Regions from separate parts of the Homo sapiens genome. Here region 2 is linked to region 1. Evidence: chromatin contacts called from ENCODE Hi-C or POLR2A ChIA-PET data. All regions are on one chromosome and are shown on one strand. The core of a region is the stretch at or near the end of the contact, and the rest is flanking DNA. Distances in the headings are between cores, read along the strand shown.

Region 1 (5,088 bases), core at 1,409-3,908:
AGCCACTGTGCCCCACCCCCCGTATGTTAATTTTATAACTAGTTATCTTAATTTATCTTTTATTGCCTCTAAAAGCTTTTCAGTTGATGCTTTGGAGTTTTCATATTATTTGCAAACAAATGACAACCCTGACTTATTTACAGTACTTAATTTCTTATTTCTATTTTATATCTAATTGCATTGGCTATCGTTTCTATTGTTACAATGTGATGGTGAACATTCTTGCCTTGTACTTGACTTCAATAGGAATAATTATGATGTTATGTTATAAAGGAAGTGGCTGGCTTTAGTATAACATATATATATATTTAAATTATTACAAATTCTAATTTTTATTGGGAATGATGCTGGACTTTACAAAATCCTTTTCAGCATCAACTGAGATCCTCATAATGTTTTCCTCCTTTGACTTACTAATATAATCAAGCATATGAGAAAATTTTCTGTTATTGAACTATTGCCATAACTATACACATGAAATAATTTCTCTTAATTTTGTTATATTATTTGTAATGTAGTGCTGGGTTCCATTTGTTAGTATTGACTTTTACATTATATCCAAAAGGAATTTAACCTGTAGATTTCCCTTGTGTGTACTTTTTAACAGATTGTATTTTAAAACCAGTCTTTCAGCTCATCCAAAACAGAGGGATTACTGGTGAAAATGCCTTGAGGGCAACCACCTGAAATGGCCTTAATAAAAAAAAAAACACGAAGAAGAAAAAGAAAAGGAAAAAAGCTAACAACACTGTGGTTTGTCTACTTTTGCGGAAATTTACAACACTATACTTGCTATACCTTCTTTCTGATGTGAATCCACAAGCTATTGCAGCCATTAATTAAGGATATTGCTTTTCTTTCCAATAAATACATGAACTTTCTTTCAGAGGCAAACAGAGACAGATGTTTCATGAAAGTTTCTGTTCTTCCCAACCTGCCTTTCCTACCTCCCTGATAGATGATCCAGAACATTTAAAAATGGGGGAAGAACTGAGAAAAGGGCTCCAATCATCCACTTGTGTTTCCCATCCAAGGAGCCTGGCCTGTTATTTACTTTCACCACTTATCCCTGCTGCTGCTGTTTAGTTTTTGTTGTTCCCCTCAACTGACTTTCCTCATCTTTGCTGCATTCATCAAAGCCCAGTGTAAATTCCCCTCTTCCATAAACTGAGGAATCCAGCCCATTTTACATAGCAAACTTTCTCTTAGCTGCTACCTACTCAAAGTTTGGCTGCACATTTTAGCTATAATTGTTCTCAAATTGTTTCAAGAGTGCTAGTTTTCTTTCTTAGGCTCCAGGTTAGCTCCTTGGGAGCGGGGACTTAGCTTAAAATCCTGCTGTGTATTTTCCGTTGTGTTTAGCCCTATGAGTAATCACATTCAATGCATACTTGTAAGGCATATTTGACTGAAGATATCTATCATAGTTATTCATTTAGTAAATGATATAATGAAAACTCAAGTGCTCGCCAAAGATAAATCATTACTATTAATTCCCTCATTCATCATACATGTATGGCAGCCTCAGGGGCTAGGGAACCTAGGATTGCTGCTTTGACTTTTTTTGGGGAAGCCAAATAAGCCTCAGATCTCTCCACTTTGGAGCCAGCCATGAAATTCAGATTTACCTAGGGCTCAACATTAAGGGTCTCAGACTAAATTTATCTTCAGGTACCCTTTCCAGAGTGGACCAGTTTACCTTATACCTCTGAGAATAACCCAAAACTTTCAAAACTCAAATCACAGGATATTATTTGTTCATGAATTCAGCAAGACTCTCTTGTTTAACTATTGAAACTCAAATATTTCGGCTTGCAGCAAGGAGGGGTACAGCTGTCTGGATATACCTTGGCCAAATTTCAGTGTATATAGAAAAGTGGGAGGTTATCGACTATGTTAAACCTTTTCCTTAAATTTTCAAACTTCGGGATTATTTTAGTCTCATAGATAAAATAACAAGGCAAGTATTTACAAACTTTTTTCAAAAATATGAGAATTTCAGTTTTCCCTAGGGCATTTGGCGTTGTGCTGTCACCACACTTTTGAAGATAGCTTTACAACCGTGGGAAAACTCACCGGGCTTTTTTCGTTGACCCCGCCATTTCTAAGTTGCTATATTGCTGCAAGGAGCTGGCAAAGCCATGCTCTTCCTCTCCCCCATTCTCCTCTTCCTTTCAAAGACCAAAGCGCCCCGTGAGAATATAGAAACAAGGCTGAGAGGCAGCGAAGAGTAAGGGAGGAGCCAGCACTTACGCATTTTTCACTCTCCTCCTCACTCCCTAGGGTCATAGTTTTGATTCTGAAGTTAGAAGTGTGGGGGTCGTCGGCTGCATTTTCAACTTGGCCTAAAAGTTGGAGTTCACCACACTGCAGGCGCTAGGAACTCTGCCGCTCGGTCACCAACCTGAGCCTCTGGCTAGTCCGAAGAACGCGAAAAGCCAGGCCCAAGGCACTGGTTGTCATGGCAACCGGGGCGCTGGTCTCCCTGGCGACCTCGTCCCTAGGGAGGAGGTGGAGCTGGATGCCAGGCGGGCCAATGAGGTCGAGGGGAGCTCGGGGTGGGAGATCTGCGGTCCTCCCAGTGCCGGGGAATGGTTGAGTGACAGGACCGGGGGGGCGGAGCCGGCGCGGCTGCCCGAGGTGGAGCCCCAGTGGTGCGAGTAGCTCCAGCGGCCACGCTGAGGCGAGGGTGACACACCATGCTCACGGCCCCTGGAGACCGTCGTGCTGGCGAGCCGTGCTCCGTAGCTCCCCGGTCCGCCTCGGCAGCGGTCAGAGTCGCCTACAGGAGTTGAGCCGCCCGCGCCAGAAGGTTTTGGCGAAGCTCTTGGAGAGGCGTCGAGCACAGTAGGGCGGCGGGGGTGCGTTGAGCGCTCGGGGGTCAGGCAGTCGGCCGGGATCGCCGCTGGGGAGCGTTTCCGAGGCGAGGAGGAGGAGGAGGAGATGCTGCTCCTCTTCTCCCCCTCCCCAGGCTCCTTCTACAGCTCCTTCAGCCCACGCCCGCAGCCGCTTGTGGGAGAAGTGGTGGTGGCTCTCGGCGCCCGCGGCGGCTGCCGGCGGCCCGCCCCGACGCCGCGTCCCTGCAGCCCTCGCCCGGCGCTCCAGTAGCAGGACCCGGTCTCGGGACCAGCCGGTAAGGACGAGAGCCGCCCTGGGCTCTGCGCTGCATGTGCAGAAGTGCAAAACAAAGTACATTGCGCTCGTTCTCTTCCTCCTCTCTCTGCTTTCGCTCCAGTCCCTAAACCCAACTCCTCGGTTGCCCTGGTAGAAGGAACTTTTCTTTGGTTTTGGTGGTGGGTGTTTTTGTACGTTAGAGTGGGGGTGGGGTGACTGGAGTGGGGAAGAATGAGATGAAACTCCATTGCTAATTAGGTAGATCCATCTCCTCTGCGGAAGAAAGCCGGATTCTCGGGAATGAAACCCACAGGGGGAGTAAGAGATTGTGGGGTAATAGGGAGTGACATTGCCCCGTCGTGCTTGCACAGCTCCGCTCTGTGCGTGCTTAAGGGAAGGGCTCCCGGAGTCTGTTTCTAATTTCTGCAAATGATTGTGGAGATGGTGTGGTTAGAGGCCGCCCAGAAGAATGTGTGTGTAAGGGCTCGAGAAGGGGGTGGGATGGCGGGGAAGCAGAGGAAGAGGGGGCAGAGGGAGAGACACTGTCTGATGCAAGGTCTTTTATTGCTTTTCTTCTGCTTGCTAAAGTTAACACTCTACCCTCCGGCCCCCTAGCCCCACCGCTTTGCTCATTACGTGATACTGTAAGAGCAGACAGCTGGGAAGCTAAAGTTAAACCAAAGTCAAGAAAATTCTTACAAAGTTTAATTTCCTTCTGTTGTGAATATAATGGAGAGAGGAGGATGGGGAGAAATATCACTAAGAGATTTACAGCAATACAGTTTTCATTGGCCATACACGTATATGATCGACACCACCGCACACTTCCAACTAATCTGTTCGACAGCCTTGTGTCATTTTCATTTAATTGCATCTTTGAAACAACAAACGCGGTGACTTCATAGGGAGCTGCCTGGAGCTGAGCTCCCTCGCAGAAAATGGGGCAATCGGGTTTGTTTTCAAGGCAGGACCTGAACAAAATGTAGGACACCTGATCTGTGGGATGAAGGGCGCTGGTAACTAATTATAAATTTTAAGATTTTAAAATTTATATCTAGAAAGTTTACTAAAGGATGGGGGGGGGAGTAAAAGTGCATGTATTATGAAACAAGCTTAGGTATTTTCCTAAAGTCTTCATGACTGTGTTGGCAGGGTCCAGGTGAAAACTTGCTTCATGCTCATTGGCTGCTTGTAGTGGTGCCAATATACAAATTATTTCTCGTTTTAATATCACTAGGAGCATTTGTTAGTAAATTCATACATATATTGATTTAGTAAATTTATACAGAGGCGCACTGACTGACGTCCAATCTTGTTTATTATACTTTGTTCATAACATTGTGTTCTACTTGATGTTCTAGAGGCTTTGTGGGAGTATGTGTGGGGAGAGGATAGGATGGAAATTAGAACTAAAAACAGAAAAATATTTGAGGTTAGTTGTTAAGAAAAGGACTGATTTCATAGTGTTTTTCACTTTTACAATTAGAGAATGATAGCTTGCTTTACCATTATGTAGGTTTATCTTTGAATTTGCATTTGTCCCACCATTTTTACTTGCATGTAAAGCCTAGTTATATTTTGGAGGGTGATTACCAGCATCCAAAAATATAAATGGCTTTTCATGTCACAAGTAACATACACGCACACCATTAAAACCAGTGTCAATTTAAAAGTCAGATTTTAATTCTATGATGGGGTCACGTTATAAAACTTAGGTCATCTTTTTGTTGTTGTTTTTGAGGGCTGCCTCCTAAATACGGTATGTGAATGTGAGAATTAGCTAATCATTTGTTTTGGAGTAGATAATATAAATGATAGGTGTTCATCTTTAAATGAATGAAATTTATGTATTCTTTGTTATTGAGAAAAACGGGTGTTGATTTGTTCTGTCTTTAATGTGTTAAGGATTGGATGGGGAAGTGTTGTAGCTTCTCCCGTATCAATGGGGTGTATATTTTTCCAGCTCATCTTAGT
Region 2 (5,088 bases), core at 670-3,169, 400 kb after region 1:
GAAAGAGGTAGACATGGGAGACTTTTCATTTTGTTCTGTACTAAGAAAAATTCTTCTGCCTTGGGATCCTGTTGATCTGTGACCTTACCCCCAACCCTGTGCTCTCTGAAACATGTGCTGTATCCACTCAGGGTTGAATGGATTAAGGGCGGTGCAAGATGTGCTTTGTTAAACAGATGCTTGAAGGCAGCATGCTCGTTAAGAGTCATCACCACTCCCTAATCTCAAGTACCCAGGGACACAAACACTGCGGAAGGCCGCAGGGTCCTCTGCCTAGGAAAACCAGAGACCTTTGTTCACTTGTTTATCTGCTGACCTTCCCTCCACTATTGTCCTGTGACCCTGCCAAATCCCCCTCTGTGAGAAACACCCAAGAATGATCAATTAAAACAAACAAACAAACAAAAAAACCCACAAATATTTATGTTGAAACTTAAACCCGATGTGGCAGTATTAAAAGGTGGAGCCTTTAAGAGGTGATTGGATCGTGAAGGATCTGCCCTCATGAATGAATGCATTCAAGATTAACGAGTTTATGGGTTACCATGGGAGGAGAACTGGTGGCTTTTAATTTAATTTAATTTTATTTTTTTGAGAGGGAGTCTTGCTCTGTTGCCCAGGCTGGAGTGCAGTGGCACGATCTCAGCTCACTGCAACCTCTGCCTCCCGGGTTCAAGTGATTCTCCTGCCTCAGCCTCTCAAGTAGCTGGGATTACAGGTGCCCACCACCATGTCTGGCTAATTTTTGTATTTTTGGTAGAGACGGGGTTTCACCATGTTGGCCAGGCTTGTCTCGAACTCCTGAGGTCAGGTGATCCGCCCGCCTTGGCCCCCCAAAGTGCTGGGATTACAGGCATGAGCCACCACGCTTGGCCTGAACTGGTGGCTTTATAAGAGGAAGAGACCTGCAGTAGCATGTTTGCATGCTCAGCTCCCTCACCATGTCACTTTGGGACTCTAGAGTCCCCACCAGCAAGAAGGCTTTCACCAGGTGTGGCCCCTTAACTGTGGACTTCCCAGCCTCCATAACTGTAAGGAATAAATTCCTTTTTAAAATAAATTACCCAGTTTCAGGTATTCTGCTATAGGCAGCAGGAAATGGATTAAGGCACATGCATTCTAAATATTTAAAAATGCATACTTGGGCTGGGCGCAGTGGCTCATGCCTGTAATCCCAGCACTTTGGGAGGCCGAGGCAGGTGGATCACAAGGTCAGGAGATCGAGACCATCCTGGCCAACACGGTGAAACCCCATCTCTACTAAAAATACAAAAAATTAGCCGAGTGTGGTGACGGGCGCCTGTAGTCCCAGCTACTTGGGAGGCTGAGGCAGGAAAATGGTGTGAACCTTGGGGGCAGAGCTTGCAGTGAGCCAAGATTGTGCCACTGCGCTTCAGCCTGGGCAACAGATCGAGACTCCATCTCAAAAAAAAAAAAATGCATACTTAAGAGAAAAGGATAGAAAAAAACAGGCCTAAGAAGCTGAGTGAGGCTGGGCATGGTGGCTCACGCCTGTAATCCCAGCACTTTGGGAGGCCGAGGCTGAGGTCAAGGACTCCAGACCAGCCTGGCCAACATGGAGAAACCTCGTCTCTACTAAAAATACAAAAAATTTGCCAGGTGTGGTGGCACATGCCTGTAATCACAGCTACTTGGGAGGCTAAGGCAGGAGAATCGCTTGAACCCAGCAGGCGGAGGTTGCAGTCAGCTGAGATTGTGCCATTGCACTCTGGCCTAGGCAATAAGAGCGAAACTCCGTCTCAAAAAAAAAAAAAAAAAAAAAAAAAAAAACAAGAAAACTGCGTGGACAGCTTTAGTATCAAGAGGGCAGAAGTAGAACCAATGGAACAGGGCTCTATTTTAGCTTCATGAGAGATAGAAGTTTCTAATCCTCATCATTGGCCTGCTGTGGAAGGGGCTGCCTTGTAATGACAACAGATGTCCCTGGAGACATGCAAACAAGCTAGTCTCGCTAGAAGAAAGAGCATTCTTGCATGGAGAAGTGGATTAGATGACCCTTACCTCCTTCCTGGAACTAAGACTTGATTATAGTTGTTTTGTTTTTAGAATAATTGTGATTCAGTTTTGTGACTACAAAAACAGGTGTGTGTTCATTTTATAACGTTTAGACAATTTTTAAATACCCAGAAGAAAATAACGTCATCTGACTGTTCCATTCAGAGATACCTACTGCTAGCATTTTGCTACAGAGGCCCCATCAATCTTTTGAATACACATTTCATTCAATTTTGATGAAGTGGGATACTAACAAACATACTGTATTGTACCTGTTTTTTTTTCCTTTTAAAAATTATTGTATTTTGTACCTGCTTTTTTATTAATCAAAAAACTCTGATACTATGAATGTCTTCCTTGTCATTAAGTATTTTTTGTAAAACAAGAGGGTGAAAGCTTATTCAGTGGAGGGGGTGGTAGTGGTGATGGGAGGAATTAGAGATCAGTGTTATAAATTCAGAAATAAAGAGAAGTATCTAAAGTGAGCTCTTCCCACTCCCATCCCTCTACTTTCAGTATCTCAAGAAATCTCTGGGATTTTGGTAGCAATATGTGTGGAGAACAAGCCAGGAAAAGGATCTCTAGTTTGGATGATTGGTGATTGGCTCATAAATTAGGGGCCAGGAGGAATGGAGTGGGTTGGAATTGGGGCCATTCAGATGAATTCTGGCCTGGTCTGGCCTTGGGACCATTTCTCAGGCTGTCTCTTTCTCTTCCCTGTTTCCCTTTCCTTTTGAAAGGCATCACTACTCCTTCGCACTCACTGGTGTTTGCTATTCAACAAATTATTAATGTGGCTGATCTTATTTTAAGGGGTTTATTGCTGATCTTCACAGTTAAAAAACACACGGTAAAATATGGAATGTTTTAGTTTTGTGTTAGCCAAGTCCCTCCTGATCTGCTTATAGGAAGCTCTCTTTGAATTCTGCCTTCTGCTTTTATTCCCAAGGAAGGAACTAACTAAACACACTTTTCCCCTAGTCTTTTTTAATTCCTTTTTTTGTGAAGGAGATACTATCTTCTTCCTGTATGGAGAAACCACCCCTTACAGACCCTAGAGGCAGCTAAGTCTCATTGATAGATATCTCTCAGCATCTGTTGTAACTGCATCCAGATGGGGAGGATCTTATTGTGTAGACACAATGAGAAAATGTTCTATTTTGGACAACCTCCCAAGTGCCTTTTCATGCCCAGGAAAGTGTTTTGGGGCATCTAGAACAAATAGTCTTGGAGTTACAGAGAGAAGTTTAGGTTGGAGTTACACATTTAGAGAGTTACTGATGATATTGTACAAGACAGCATTTAGATTGAGAAGAGACAAGTAAGGTTTGTTAGAACTCTATCCTGGATCCTGGATGTGTGAGCAGAAAGAATTGTAAAATAAGATTGAGTTGCTTGAAGTCTGCAGAGAGCCTTTCATGGGAGGTGGTCACTGGCATCATAAAGGAAGCCGACTTCTCTTGGTGTAAGAAGCTTGGCAGTGATGGCAGAAGGAGACTGGGTGGTAGCGTTTACAGAGAAGAAACCAATGTATTGGGAGAAATGCCTTGTGCTGGGACTAGGGTAGAGAAAATAGATGATGAGCCTGGAGCATCCTGTAGTAACAGAAAGGAAAGGGTGCTCGAAACACAAAAGGATGGGGCATGTCAAAGGGGCAAGGAGCCAACCTGAAGGGGCTCCCAGTGGCCAAGGCTGGAACAATTTGATAACAAAATCAATCATGTAGTGGCTTATGATACAAAGTTCAAAGGAAATACCTGTGAGAGCATGCTCATATAAATAAATAATTGAATGAGTAAATAAATGGAGAAGAGGCAAATCTTTCTTAGAGAAGAATTTCAAATATGTATAGCTATTACCACCCCTTTTCCTGTGTCTGCTTCATTCTCTCCCTCCTTTGAAGGGAAAACAGCCAAAACCAGATAGAGGAACATTCTACGGGATAGCCAGCCTAAACTTCTCAAAACTGTCACGAAAAACAAGGAAAAACTGAGAAATAATGCAGTTTTAGGATACCTCGGGTTGCATCTTGGACCAGAAAGATGTCATTGATGGAAAAAGTGGTAAAATCAAAACAAAGTCTAAAGTTTATTTCATAGTAATAGACCAATGTTGATTTCTCAGTTTTGGCAAGTGGTCAATGGTAGTGTAAGATATAAACAGGAAACTGGCTGGGTGGGGGTATAATCCTTTGCAACTTTTTTGTAAATCTAAAGTTATTCTAAAATAAAACATTTATTAAAAAATAAACTCTGTGTGTGTGTGTGTGTGTGTGTGTGTGTGTGTGTGGCAGAGGAAGTGGGGGAACTTGAGCTTGTTTGTAGACTGATAATAAGTAATTGGTATAATTGTAGGCTAATATCCCTGATTGATCAGGGTATTAGGGTAAGGAAGGGCATGTTTTATTAATGCACAAATAGGAGGAGATATGGAAAACTGTAGACCAGATCAGGTAAAGAAAAAAACATTGAGTGAAGAGGTAAAGTTGAGCAGTAATTTGTATACATTTTTGCTTGTATACCTCCTACAAGAATGTTGAAAAACTGTAAATCTTTATTCTTGAACCAAACAGTTGAATCAGATTTATTTTATTAGAGAAAGTCTAACTTCTGATGGCCCTATACATCTCATTTCATAATTCTAATTTGTATATAGTCAGGCATAGGCACCTTGCCGCAGGCTTGTTACCTGGATGTGTTTAATGAGGATCTATCTATTAATATTGATTTAACCCCGGGGACTCTCCTCCTACAGAGAACTGTTCCTTTGGGGGCCTCAGAGGTATTACACCTGGAGTAATGCACCATTTTAATATTGATTTGGGGTGGATGAGAGGACTGCTTTCCTTTTTCTACTTTTTTTTTTTTTTTTTTTTTTTTTTTGGTGACGGCGTCTCGCTCTGTCACCAGGCTGGAGTGCAGTGGTGCAATCTCGGCTCACTGCAACCTCCCCCTCCCAGGTTCAAGCGATTCTCCTACCTCAGCCTCCCGAGTAGCTGGGACTACAGGCGCTTGCCTCCACGCCTGGCTAATTTTTTGTATTTTTAGTAGAGACTGGGTTTCACCGTGTTAG

Evidence for each region. A loop is a pair of places that touch in the nucleus more often than their neighbours do. ChIA-PET counts read pairs that join two places held with the same protein, here RNA polymerase II (POLR2A). Pooled maps may share reads with other maps.
Region 2: a pooled map shows a loop between it and region 1 (2.7-fold over the local background). The contact joins the enhancer-like site here to the promoter of PTPN13 in region 1. A Hi-C loop is called at or near these places in 1 of 168 maps with a recorded cell type or tissue (chondrocyte) and 6 of 50 pooled maps. POLR2A ChIA-PET finds 5 or more read pairs at or near these places in 3 of 52 experiments (CD4-positive, alpha-beta memory T cell, MCF 10A and WTC11).

Annotation. Positions count from the first base shown.
Region 1 is chr4:86,591,657-86,596,744 of GRCh38, forward strand. It overlaps PTPN13 (protein tyrosine phosphatase non-receptor type 13), which reads left to right and starts at 2,659. Exons shown (of 48, transcript NM_080683.3): 1 at 2,659-3,133. It also overlaps a transcript of MAPK10 not described here. RefSeq lists an enhancer at 2,310-2,896.
Region 2 is chr4:86,996,337-87,001,424 of GRCh38, forward strand. The region is part of intron 2 of AFF1 (ALF transcription elongation factor 1); the gene reads left to right. Among named protein-coding and RNA genes, the nearest start is that of AFF1, 64 kb to the left of the region's middle. Within about 2 kb of position 1,920, at least 3 of the 41 ENCODE cell types and tissues checked have a DNase peak (open chromatin) inside an H3K27ac peak, as active enhancers do.